Regions from separate parts of the Homo sapiens genome. Here region 2 is linked to region 1. The links are chromatin contacts, found by Hi-C or POLR2A ChIA-PET in ENCODE. All regions are on one chromosome and are shown on one strand. Each heading gives the region's core, a stretch centred on a gene start or an enhancer-like site at or near the end of the contact. The rest is flanking DNA. Distances are from core to core; before and after follow the strand shown. Region 1 holds the start of KSR2 (kinase suppressor of ras 2). Region 2 holds the start of VSIG10 (V-set and immunoglobulin domain containing 10).

Evidence for each region. A loop is a pair of places that touch in the nucleus more often than their neighbours do. ChIA-PET counts read pairs that join two places held with the same protein, here RNA polymerase II (POLR2A). Pooled maps may share reads with other maps.
Region 2: a loop to region 1 is called in a pooled map, with 3 times the contacts of the local background. The contact joins the promoter of VSIG10 here to the promoter of KSR2 in region 1. A Hi-C loop is called at or near these places in 3 of 50 pooled maps. POLR2A ChIA-PET finds 5 or more read pairs at or near these places in 3 of 52 experiments (H1, WTC11 and activated CD4-positive, alpha-beta T cell).

Annotation. Positions count from the first base shown.
Region 1 is chr12:117,965,189-117,970,454 of GRCh38, forward strand. It overlaps KSR2 (kinase suppressor of ras 2), which reads right to left and starts at 3,802. Exons shown (of 20, transcript NM_173598.6): 1 at 2,888-3,802. The coding sequence starts at 3,067. RefSeq lists silencers at 3,815-4,084, 4,095-4,204.
Region 2 is chr12:118,101,080-118,106,382 of GRCh38, forward strand. VSIG10 (V-set and immunoglobulin domain containing 10) reads right to left here and starts at 2,932. Exons shown (of 9, transcript NM_019086.6): 1 at 2,514-2,932. The coding sequence starts at 2,592. LOC124903029 (a long non-coding RNA gene) reads right to left here and starts at 2,503. Exons shown (of 2, transcript XR_007063478.1): 1 at 1,910-2,503; 2 at 526-1,188. RefSeq lists a silencer at 2,776-3,025 and an enhancer at 4,667-5,303.

The DNA of each region.
Region 1 (5,266 bases), core at 2,552-5,051:
TTGAACTCAGATGTAATCGCTGAAGCTGCAGGAACCATCTTGCAACCATAAGAGAAAAGCCATGAGAATTCCCAAAGACATCAGCCCTGGTATTACTAACCTACTGAGCCAACTGAAGCAGCTATATGTCTCCAGAATTCTTGTTACATGAAGAGAAACCATTATTTGCCTTACTGCTAGGATTGGGTTTTCCATTTCATGCAGCTGAACACATGCCTAATGGGCTCACACATTGTCCCCCATATTATTTACCACTTAGACTTTATCATTATTTCACATACACATTATTATATCATGAAGTATGCTTCCTGAAGGCCAAGTCCACCTTGCATATTTTTGTTTCTACAGAAGTGTATACATGCTATTAAGTGCTGTTCATTATCACAGCACTGTTCAGGGATCATCTATTCAATTTATTACTTGCATTAGTGTTAGCAAGCAGTGAGTTTTCACCATTAAAGAGCTGAAATATCACATCTTTCTCCTAATGGTTTAGCATCTCAAAGTGTCCATTTGAAAACATGTATCAGAAATACCTGGACTGTTTATTAAACGCAGATTCCTTGACCCTCTTGCTAATCCCAGCTAAACTAGAATCTCTAGGGTTAGAGGCTAAGAATCTGCATTTTAACAAGCACCCTCATATGGTTTTGATATACAAAATTAGAAAATTCCGTGGACCCAAATGTTAGCGTTGGCTGGACTTGGCTGGACCCTAAGTTACCAGCCCCTCTGCAGGGGCCCTCCCTAACCCTGCAAATCTGGGAAATACAAATTGGAATAATTGCTCAAGAGCATTCCCTGGGCAAGATGGATGAAAGTGGTTGCATGCTCTGTAGCATACTGGGACAAGGGAACTGAAAACAGATGCATTTCCTACAACTGCAACTCCCCCATAGCCATCCTACCAGTGCCTCCATCCCCCCAGTTTAAAAGGAAAACCACTAGGCAGAAAGAAGGCAATGCCCACTGCGGCACATCCCCATCCAGGAAGCTATCAGAGGATGGAGCATGTTTGAAACAAAAAAAAAGAAAACTTCGAAGAAACTTACACAGGAATACACAAACTAGCATTTGGGACTCCTGATTCAGAGGAACAGAAGAGAGCTCAGGTGGCTTTTTTGGGGTTATTTATTGACTGCATGCAGGTCTGAAGAGTCTGCTCTTGGGCACTGTTCAGGCAGAGACAGAAGGCTGGATCAGAACATCCCACACTTTTTCTTCCAGCAACAGAGCTCCGGCCTCACCTGCTCTCCCAAGCTCCAGGAAAGGCAATACCTGTGCCTCCCAACACAATTCCCACTCTCCCGATACACCTTGACATTGATCTTATTTCATCTCTGAGGATCACATTTCCAGATGACAGGTGCACACAGACATGCATCCTAGGGTAGCAAACAGCATGTTCTCTCTCTCTCTCTCTCACACGCGCACGCACACACACACACACACACACACATGCTGTCTCTCTCTTTCTCTCTCTCCCTCCCTCTCTTTCTCCCTCCCTCTCTCTCTCTCTCTTCTTTCAAAGGGATGACCTCCTGCATGTTGACATCCAGCCAAATTTAAAAATCACGGAAAAAAAAGAAATACCCAAAGCGAATCCGAGAAAAGCACCCATCCAGGCTACAACAGGGGCAGGAGGGCCACAAGATTCACTACGGACTGACGAGTTCAGGCCTTGGGAACTCATGTGCCAGGACCAAGATGAACGTCTCAGTACTGCTCATGCCCACTCCACCACAGAGGGAACCCCTGTTCTCTCAGCCCCACTGCCCCCACCCTCGGCGGATGCCAGCTAATGGAAGTTCCCAAATTTAATCAACCCATGCGTATAGCTGGGTTGGTTTGGGAGAAGGAAGTGAGCTGAACCCTTCAAACATTTTGAACAATGCAGATGTCCAGTGATCTCGTGGACACCAGGCATTTGGCATTTCCTAAGCCTCTTTAAACCTTCCTCCTTTGACCAAATGGCCTTCAGAAAAAAATAATTTCTGCCATCTTCTTTCTGAGTAACTTTGCAACCACCCTTCATCCCATCCCACTCCCCCAAAAAACTGTTTCAAACTCCCCCTCAAGTTCTGCCGGAGAGAATGTCACAAGAAGCCAAAGATAACTCCTCCTCCCCGACCCCTTTCCTCTTTCCTCACAGTCCCACTGAGATTCAGGAGTATTCTCCCACACCACCTATGTGTGCTGATTGAGGCATATTTTTTTTTCCCTTTTGTACGTTTTAGGCCTGCAACAGCTCACTGCATCAAAACGATTGGATTGGAAATGGGTAGTTCCATAGGAATTTTTTTTTTCATGCATCTTGCCTCCTGACATGTATATCACTGATTTAAAACAAAAAATCTAAGGAGCAAAAGGAGGGAGGGGAAGAAGGCCAAGAGAAGAAGAGGTCTACACTGACAGGCGGCCCCATTCTGTGAGCAAAAACCACCTTTTGACCACCTGCAGAATGCGCAAGGTCACGTGGGTTCTCTGCAGCTCCTTAATGTATTACCCGGCACACAAGCCCCCGTGGCATATAAACAAATCCACAAGCGGAAAAAAGAGAGAACTCCCTCCTCAGCGAGGAAGCGAATGACAACGGTAACAGCCGCAACAATAATAATAAATAAAGAATAACAATTACTACTACTACTACCACCACCCAGCCAAGCGCAGACGACAGCAGCACAGTAAAAGGATATCCAATGCAGGCTTTGCAAGGAGAGAAATCACAGAAAAGCAAACCGTGCCCACCTTGCTTGCCCACACCACCACCCCCAGCCCCCAATAAACAGAATCAGAGGGAAAGGGGACCGTGGGGAGAAAGGAGGGGGAAAGAAGGATTGCTTTTTTTTTTTTTTTTTTTTTTTTTTTTCCCGTAGGCAACACCTACCTCCAGGGTCCGGATTTCTTTTTGTGTGAGGTCGTTGGAGGTAGCACATTTGGTCCTAAGCCCTTCCAGGTTGGAGATGCTCAAGTCTATCATGTTTTGGACCAGTTCGCACTGCTGTAAGGCTTTTTGCAAACTCAGAGGCTGCTGCTCCTCGCTTTTCGTCATGTTTTCCTCATCCATCGCTTGCTCTGCAACCCCCTTCCCCTCCTCCTCCTCCCAGAGAGAAAAAAGAGGGGGGGGAGTAGAGGTAGTCTACCCTCCGCCTCTCCAACCACTGCGACTTCTCAACAATGTCTCATGAAGAAGAAATCCAACATCTCACACAGGGTTGAGGGGGTGGGAGTGGGAGGAGGGGACAAGAGCCAAAATTTATTATTTTATTTTGGGATATCAAGCGGACTCCATTAGAATGTCTCCTCTCTCTCTGAGTCTCTGGTCCCTGAAAAGGAGAGATGCTGTTTCTCAGAAGCAAACCAGGTGATGTGATGCTGTCTGTACACTTAGGGAGGAGGAGGAGGAGGAAAAAGAAGAGGAGAAGGAGGAGAGAGAGGAGGAGGGAGAGGAGGAGGAGGGAGAGGAGGAGGAGGAGAAGGAAAATAGCGCTCACTCTTTACACACCGGCTCCTTGAAGGACAAAATTATATATTTTTGGCTGGCTTGCTTTTATGTCAAAAAAAATCTGGTTTTCCCCCCTCCCAGTTGCAGGGACACGGCATGGTCCACGGTTTGGAGTGCTTTAGCGCGTTCTCAAGGTGCTGTCTGCATTGCTCCCGCGGCTGCGGCGGCTACTGCGGCTGGCTGCTGTCTCCTCCCCGCGCTGCTGCTGCTGCTGCTGCTGCCGCCGCCGGGCTCCGGGGGTGACGGTTGCTGCAATCGCTCCTGCCTCGCTCCACACCGACATCTTGCCTGTCAATCAAAGGGCGGGGGGGAGCGAGGGAGCGCCGGAGAGGGATGGAGACCAAGCGAGGGACCTGCAGGGGAGCGGGTTGGTGGAGAGGCGCCGTGCGCGCAGCCGCCCCAGCCGGGCCCCGGCCCCGGCGCGCCAGGGACCCGTCGGAGGAGGCGGAGGAGGAGCGCGCAGACTCGCGCACCTGGCCGGGGGGCGGGATTTCTAGGGGCTGCGGAGCTCGCGTGGCAAAGTGAAATTACTACCGGGAGTGCGTGCGAGCGAGCAAGCGAGCGATCGGCGGGCGGGGGCGCGGAGACAGCGCGCGCATCGGGCCCAGCCTGCTCCCGGGGGCGGCGGGGGAGGCCGGGAGTGTGCCCGAGCCTGGAGGCTGGGCGAGGGGGCGGGGAGAGGGATTTGGTGGCGGGGAGCGGGTGGGGGCCACTACTCCTGCACCGCTCTCGCGAGACCGGGCCGGAGTGCTGCTCAGCAGGTGCGCTCCGGCTGGGAGCAGGTGTGCGCCCAACTTTAAAACCCTCGGTGCGCGCCGGAGAGGCGTCGGCGTGAACCTGGGCACATCCCGTCTGTCTTTAGCTCGGGGGTGGTGTGTGTGTGTGTGTGTGTTTGCCTTTTTTGTTCGTTTGTCCTTTGGGTGTGTGTTTGTGTGTGTGTGCCTTTTTTGTTCGTTTGTCCTTTCTTGTTACTGGGGAAAAAATAAAGCGAACCTGATGATCTTCCGTGAATTTCAGGAAGCTGCCTCCTAGACTTGGTAGCCTGGCCCGCCCTGATGGCTTTCCATTTGGCGAGGAAAAGGGCCTTTGCCTTATTCTGAGTATTCCCATGTCCTACAAGTGTCTGTGTGGCCTGACCCCAGCATACCTAACTGACGTTATATCAGCAAACGATGGCTCCACAGTTAAGATGGTTTTTACCTTTTGAAATTTTTGGAAGCCTGGTGAGGTGGCTCATGCCTGTAATCCCCAGAACTTTGGGAGGCAGTCAGGAGGCTCGCTTGAGGCCAGGAGTTTGGGACCAACCTGGGCAACAACATAGCAAGACCCTGTCGCTACTAAAAATTCAAAAATTAAAAATGTAAATAAAATGGTTGGAAAAAAATGAAAATAACATTTTGTGACACGTGAAAGTTATGTGAAATTCACATCTCAGTGTCCACAAGTAAAGTTTTATTGGAGTACCACCACCCATCTGTTTATTGTCTGTGGTTACTCCTGCGTTGTAAAGCAGAGTTGAGTAGCTGCAGCTGAGACCGGTGGTTCACAACACCTGAAAGATTTACTGTCTGGCACTTTACAGAAAAGTTTGCTGACTCTTGATTAAATCTTTGTACTCTATGTCCACAGTGCTCAGAACATGCTTCACCCTAATCCTCTCCTGGTGGGTTTCTTCTTGTCACTGTTAACTCAAATATCATCTCAGAGAGGCCTCATCTCCCTAACCACCTTATCTAATAGTATTCCCAACACACATTGCCC
Region 2 (5,303 bases), core at 1,682-4,181, 140 kb after region 1:
CAAAAGAAACCATTTGAAGACATTTCACTTCTCCTGGTTTGGCTTACTCCGTTCTTTTTTAAACCACTGTATCTGAAGGTGCCCTTGGAGATCATCTAGTCCAGAGATGTGGCTGCCCTGTGGGCTGGGTTGAAGATGAGATTGAGTCCTGGTTCAGTGGAAAAGAACACAGTCATCGATTTAGTGATGTCTGACATAGACATGGAAGGGGTAGTTCTTGCCTGGCAGTCCTAAACCTCCTCACTTTACTACTGAGAAAATTGAGATTTAGGAAGATTAAGTTATCACTTAAAGTCCCAAGCAAATCACTGGGAGATGTGGGATTGTCACTCAGGTCACGTTACTCTGGTCTCCTGCACCAGACAGGATGCAATGATAAAATATAGTAACAAGTTTAGAAGTCATTCATATGGTGTCCAGAGGGTCCTTCTTGCCCCCCAACCTTAAATGTACAATAGAGAACCGAAGAGGGAGTAATATAAACTCCCTGATGCTGCCCATGTATTATTATTTACAGAGTAGGAGTTATACCCAAACATTTATTTATTTTTTTAAAGCAACTTTTCCCAAGAATAACCTAGGATTTACAATCCGGGGTAGCTAGTGGATGCATATAAGTTGTCTGGCATTGAATGTCAGGAGAAAAATTTTTTTCCCCAAAAACTCCCAACTTAAAAAACAAACACACAACAAAAATACACCAAGCTCAGGAAGCCCCCTGGCATCATACACAAAGGTGAAGCAGGTCTGGGCATCAAAATAGCTGGGCAAAGGCCCAACACGGTGGCTCACACCCATAATCCCAACACTTTGGGAGGCCGAGACAGGAGGATCGCTTGGGTCCAGGAGTTTAAGACCAGCCTGGGCTCAAGCGATTGTAGAGACCGTCTCTACAAAAAAATTTTAGAAATTAGCTAGGCGTGGTGGTGCACGCCTGTAGTCCCAGCTACTTGTAGGCTGAGGTGGGAGGATCAGTGCAGTGATTGCACCACTGCACTCCAGCCTGGGCAACAGAGCGAGAGCCTGGCTCGAAAAAAATAGCTGGCCATAGCAGTGGAGATAGGTTCCCCATGGGGCGGGTGGCAGTCAGCCTGAAAGCCAGGTCATTCCAGCAGGATGACTTCATCCCAGGGTTCTTCTCACTTCCCAGGTTCCTGGTGTTCATCGTGCAGGAAACACTGCAAACAGCTGGGGAGATGGGAATACTTGACAACCACCTTTCACGTCCAGAGATGACCAACTAGGAACTGTCCTCCCCCATCACCCACACCCCAGCACAGTGATTACTCAGCCAAATGCCTGCAGGGCCAGCAGGTAACACCCATGACTGAAGGTGGCGGGGCAAATATTACAACAGGGAGAGGTGGAACAAATTTGGGCTCATATGCCCTAGATAAGAGGATGACCACTGCCCAATTCCAACTGGGAAAGCAGGCCCCGTGTTGCCAGACCTTCAGATTTTTCCAGATAAACTGGAAATCTAGAGATGTTATTGTTTTTAAATGGTTGGTTAAAAAAAAAAAAGCAAAATAAAATTGTATGAGCCTAATAATTAGGAACTCTTGGCACTTGCTGCTAAGAAGCTCCAGCATACTTTACAACCCATCTCCAGAAACGTGCAAGAGGAGACCCGTTGGGTGGAGCAGACCCGGGAACACAAAAAGTAGCGCTCTGCCTGCATCCTGGCAAACTTCACCACCTCCTGGCTCCATCTCCTCTCCCTGCACCCCAGCCTCCTCCCAGCTTGTCACACTCCCAGCACACAGTAGGCATGCACAGTAGGCATGCTGGTGAATTAAATTCAAATATATATAAATAGTTCAATCTTTTTACATTCTACATATTTTTGTAAGCACCCCTCCAATTCTTTTTTCGTAGCAAAGCAGACCATAGATGAAGCATTTCAGACCTTTTGTCAATCATGTCAAGTGTGAGGGGAAGTCTTTTGTAAGTCAGCCAAGTATTTCAAAATAAAAAGCTTTTCCAAAAGTAAAGGCGGAAGACCCCGCTTTGAAGGCGCTGGTCGGCACAGGAAGACTTGCAAAGGTGTGTAGGGAAGTCCACCGGTTACAGGTGTAAGGCGAGTTCAACCTTGGGCAGAGGGAGGAGAAAAATAAAGTGGGAGTCTCGAGTTTGAGCACCAGCGTATCAGTTACTACTAAAACCAGAACGCGAATTTACATCCGACGCTTAAAAAAAAAAATCACTTTCCCGGCACACGTGCCTCTTTACTTTGCCCCCGCACGTCGGCTCGGCTCGGCTCCTCTGCAGCCTCACCGGCTGCCCACCCCAGGAGGCTGGGGGTATCTCGCCCCGCACCGGGCGCCCGGGAAAACTCCTTCCTGCAAAGACGGCCGAGCTGCGAGCAGGAAACCAAGACCCTCCTGGGGCAGCTTCTAGGCTGGGGCCACCACGGATCCGGGCGGAGTCGGAGGGAATTGGGTCTCTCGCTGTCCCCTCCCCACCGCTGACTGGGAAAACTCAACTTTTCCCTCCAGATCGCGGCCCCTTACCTACGGCGACCCAGCCGGCCAGGAGCGCCCCGAGGCAGACGAGGACGCGGGGCTCGGGCGCACTGCCGCCTGCGGCCATCTCGCCCCAGATCCCGGCTCAGGAAACGCAGGCTCGGGCTGGGCTGGACGTGTGTGCCCCAGGGCCCCGGGGCCCGGGGTACCGAGGGCTCCTCCCAGGTCCTCGGAACGGCAGAGTGGCCCCACTTCCTCGGCCCCCAGGAAGGATGCTTGGCTGAGCCGAGTGTCCAGGGCCGGCAGCGGAGCTCGGCTGCAGGCTCGGGTCCCCGCTCCCGAGCGCCCTGGCCGGGGAGGGAGGGCGCACCCCGCCCCCTGCGCCCGCCAGCCTACTCCTGCCGGCGGAAAACAACAGGAGCGGGATCCCTCCCGCCTCCCAGCCAGGCGGGAGCCCAACTTCCTCTACCTTGGCCCGGGAGGAGGGCTTTCTGCCGAGGGCGCGCCGAGCCGGGTCCCGCCGGGCCAGGGGCGGGGCGCGGAGGCTGGGCCCTCCCCAGTCCACTCCGCCCGGGACAGCAGTACCGAGTCGCGGGGACAGCGGGCGGGACGGAGCCCTGCAGCTGCCGCAGGACGCAACCCCCGCCGCTGCCCCGGGCTGCAGAACCCGGAGGAAGCGGTTGCCAAGCTGCAGAACGCAGGACCCCCCTGGCAGTCCCCGCTGAGCGTCTCGAGGGATTCCGGTCTGTGTCCCTGGGCGCAGGGCGGGCGCCAAGGCCGCCATCGCTTCCTTTCCTTACCCTCTGCAAAAGGGAGCCAGAGAAAGATGATCCCCTGACTTTCAGCCAAAGCAGCCACGAGACTCCGGTTCTCCAGTGAACTGGCTGGGACCACACAGTGACAGCGAGAGCCAAGGAGTCCCCAGGACGTGTTTCTCAAGAGTTTTGTTTTTGCTTTTCCCCTTTTAGTTCTCCCACCCCTTACCCAGTCAGATTCCCAGGCTAAGCTCCTCTCTTCCCTGCCATGCCCTCATCCCATTCTGTCCTGGGGAAAATGCGGCTTTGATATCCTCAGGAAGAGCCATCCATAAAACAGCCCTAGGAGAAACTTCCTGTTTCAAATAATAATAATATGGCAGGGCGTGGTGGCTCACACCTGTAATCCCAGCACTTTGGGAGGCCGAGGTGGGCGGATCACAAGGTCAGGAGTTCGAGACCAGCCTGACCAACATGGTGAAACCCTGTCTCTACTAAAAATACAACAATTAGCCGGGCATGATGGCGGGCGCCTGTAATCCCAGCTACTGGGTAGGCTGAGGCAGGAGAATCGCTTGAACCCAGCAGGCGGAGGTTGCAGTGAGCCGATATCACGCCATTGCACTCCAGCCTGGGCGACTGAGCGAGACTCCATCTCAAAATAAATATTAACGTTAAAAAAAAATCATTAGTTCTGTTGTTCAACGGTCCCCTTATTGAAATGCTTCTTCCATGAGGAAATCCTCTTGAAACCACTTTAAAAAAAAAATGTTTCTCCTGGTGAACTGAGCAATGAAGCTGAACAGTTCTGCCTTTTTTACTTTTCTGTTTTTTATTTTTTTGAGACAGGGTGTCACTCCAGTTGCCCAGGCTAGAGTGCAGTAGCACAATCATACCTCGCTGCAGCCTCAAACTACCAGGCTCAAGTGATCCTCCCACCTCAGCCTCCCGAGTAGCTGGGACTACAGGTGTGCAGCACCACGCCCAGCTAATTTTTGTAATTTTAGTAAAGACAGCGTTTCTCCATGTTACCCAGGCTGGTCTCGAACTCCTGACCTCAAGTGATCCACCCGCCTTGGCCTGCCAAAGTGTTGGGATTACAGGTGCGAGCCACCGCGCTCAGCCCTTTTTTATTCTTTGCTCAAATATTTTTAAATAACTGTTCATCAGCCGGGCACGTTGGCTCATGCCTGTAATCCCAGCACTTTGGGAGGCCGAGGCAGGTGGATCACCTGAGGTAAGGAGTTCGAGAGTAGCCTGGCCAACATGGTGAAACTTCGTCTCTACTAAAAATACAAAAATTAGCCCGGTGTGGTGGCAGGCGCCTGTAATCCCAGCTACTTGGGAGGCTGAGGCAGGAGAATCGCTTGAACCCAGGAGGTGGAGGTTGCAGTGAGCCGAGATCGCGCCATTGCACTCCAGCCTGGGGAGAAGAGCGAGACTTCGTCTCAAAAAAAATAAATAAATAAAAAATAAAATAAAATAACTGTTCATCAGATTCTTGACAGGAATTTTGTTTGTTTGTTTTTTGAGACGGAGTCTCGCTCTGTCGCTGCAAGCTCCGCCTCCCAGGCTCATGCCATTCTCCTGCCTCAGCCTCCCAAGTAGCTGGGACTACAGGCTCCTGCCACCACGCCCGGATAATTTTTGTATTTTTAGTGGAGACGGGGTTTCACCGTGTTAGTGTGGGGAAAAGCAAGAGAGATCAGATTGTTACTGTGTCTGTGTAGAAAGAAGTAGACATGGGAGACTCCATTTTGTTATGTACTAAGAAAAATTCTTCTGCCTTGAGATTCTGTGACCTTACCCCCAACCCCGTGCTCTCTGAAACATGTGCTGTGTCAAACTCAGGGTTAAATGGATTAAGGGCGGTGCAAGATGTGCTTTGTTAAACAGATGCTTGAAGGCAGCATGCTCCTTAAGAGTCATCACCACTCCCTAATCTCAAGTACCCAGGGACACAAACACTGCGGAAGGCCGCAGGGACCTCTGCCTAGGAAAGCCAGGTATTGTCCAAGGTTTCTCCCCATGTGATAGTCTGAAATATGGCCTTGTGGGAAGGGAAAGACCTGACTGCCCCCAG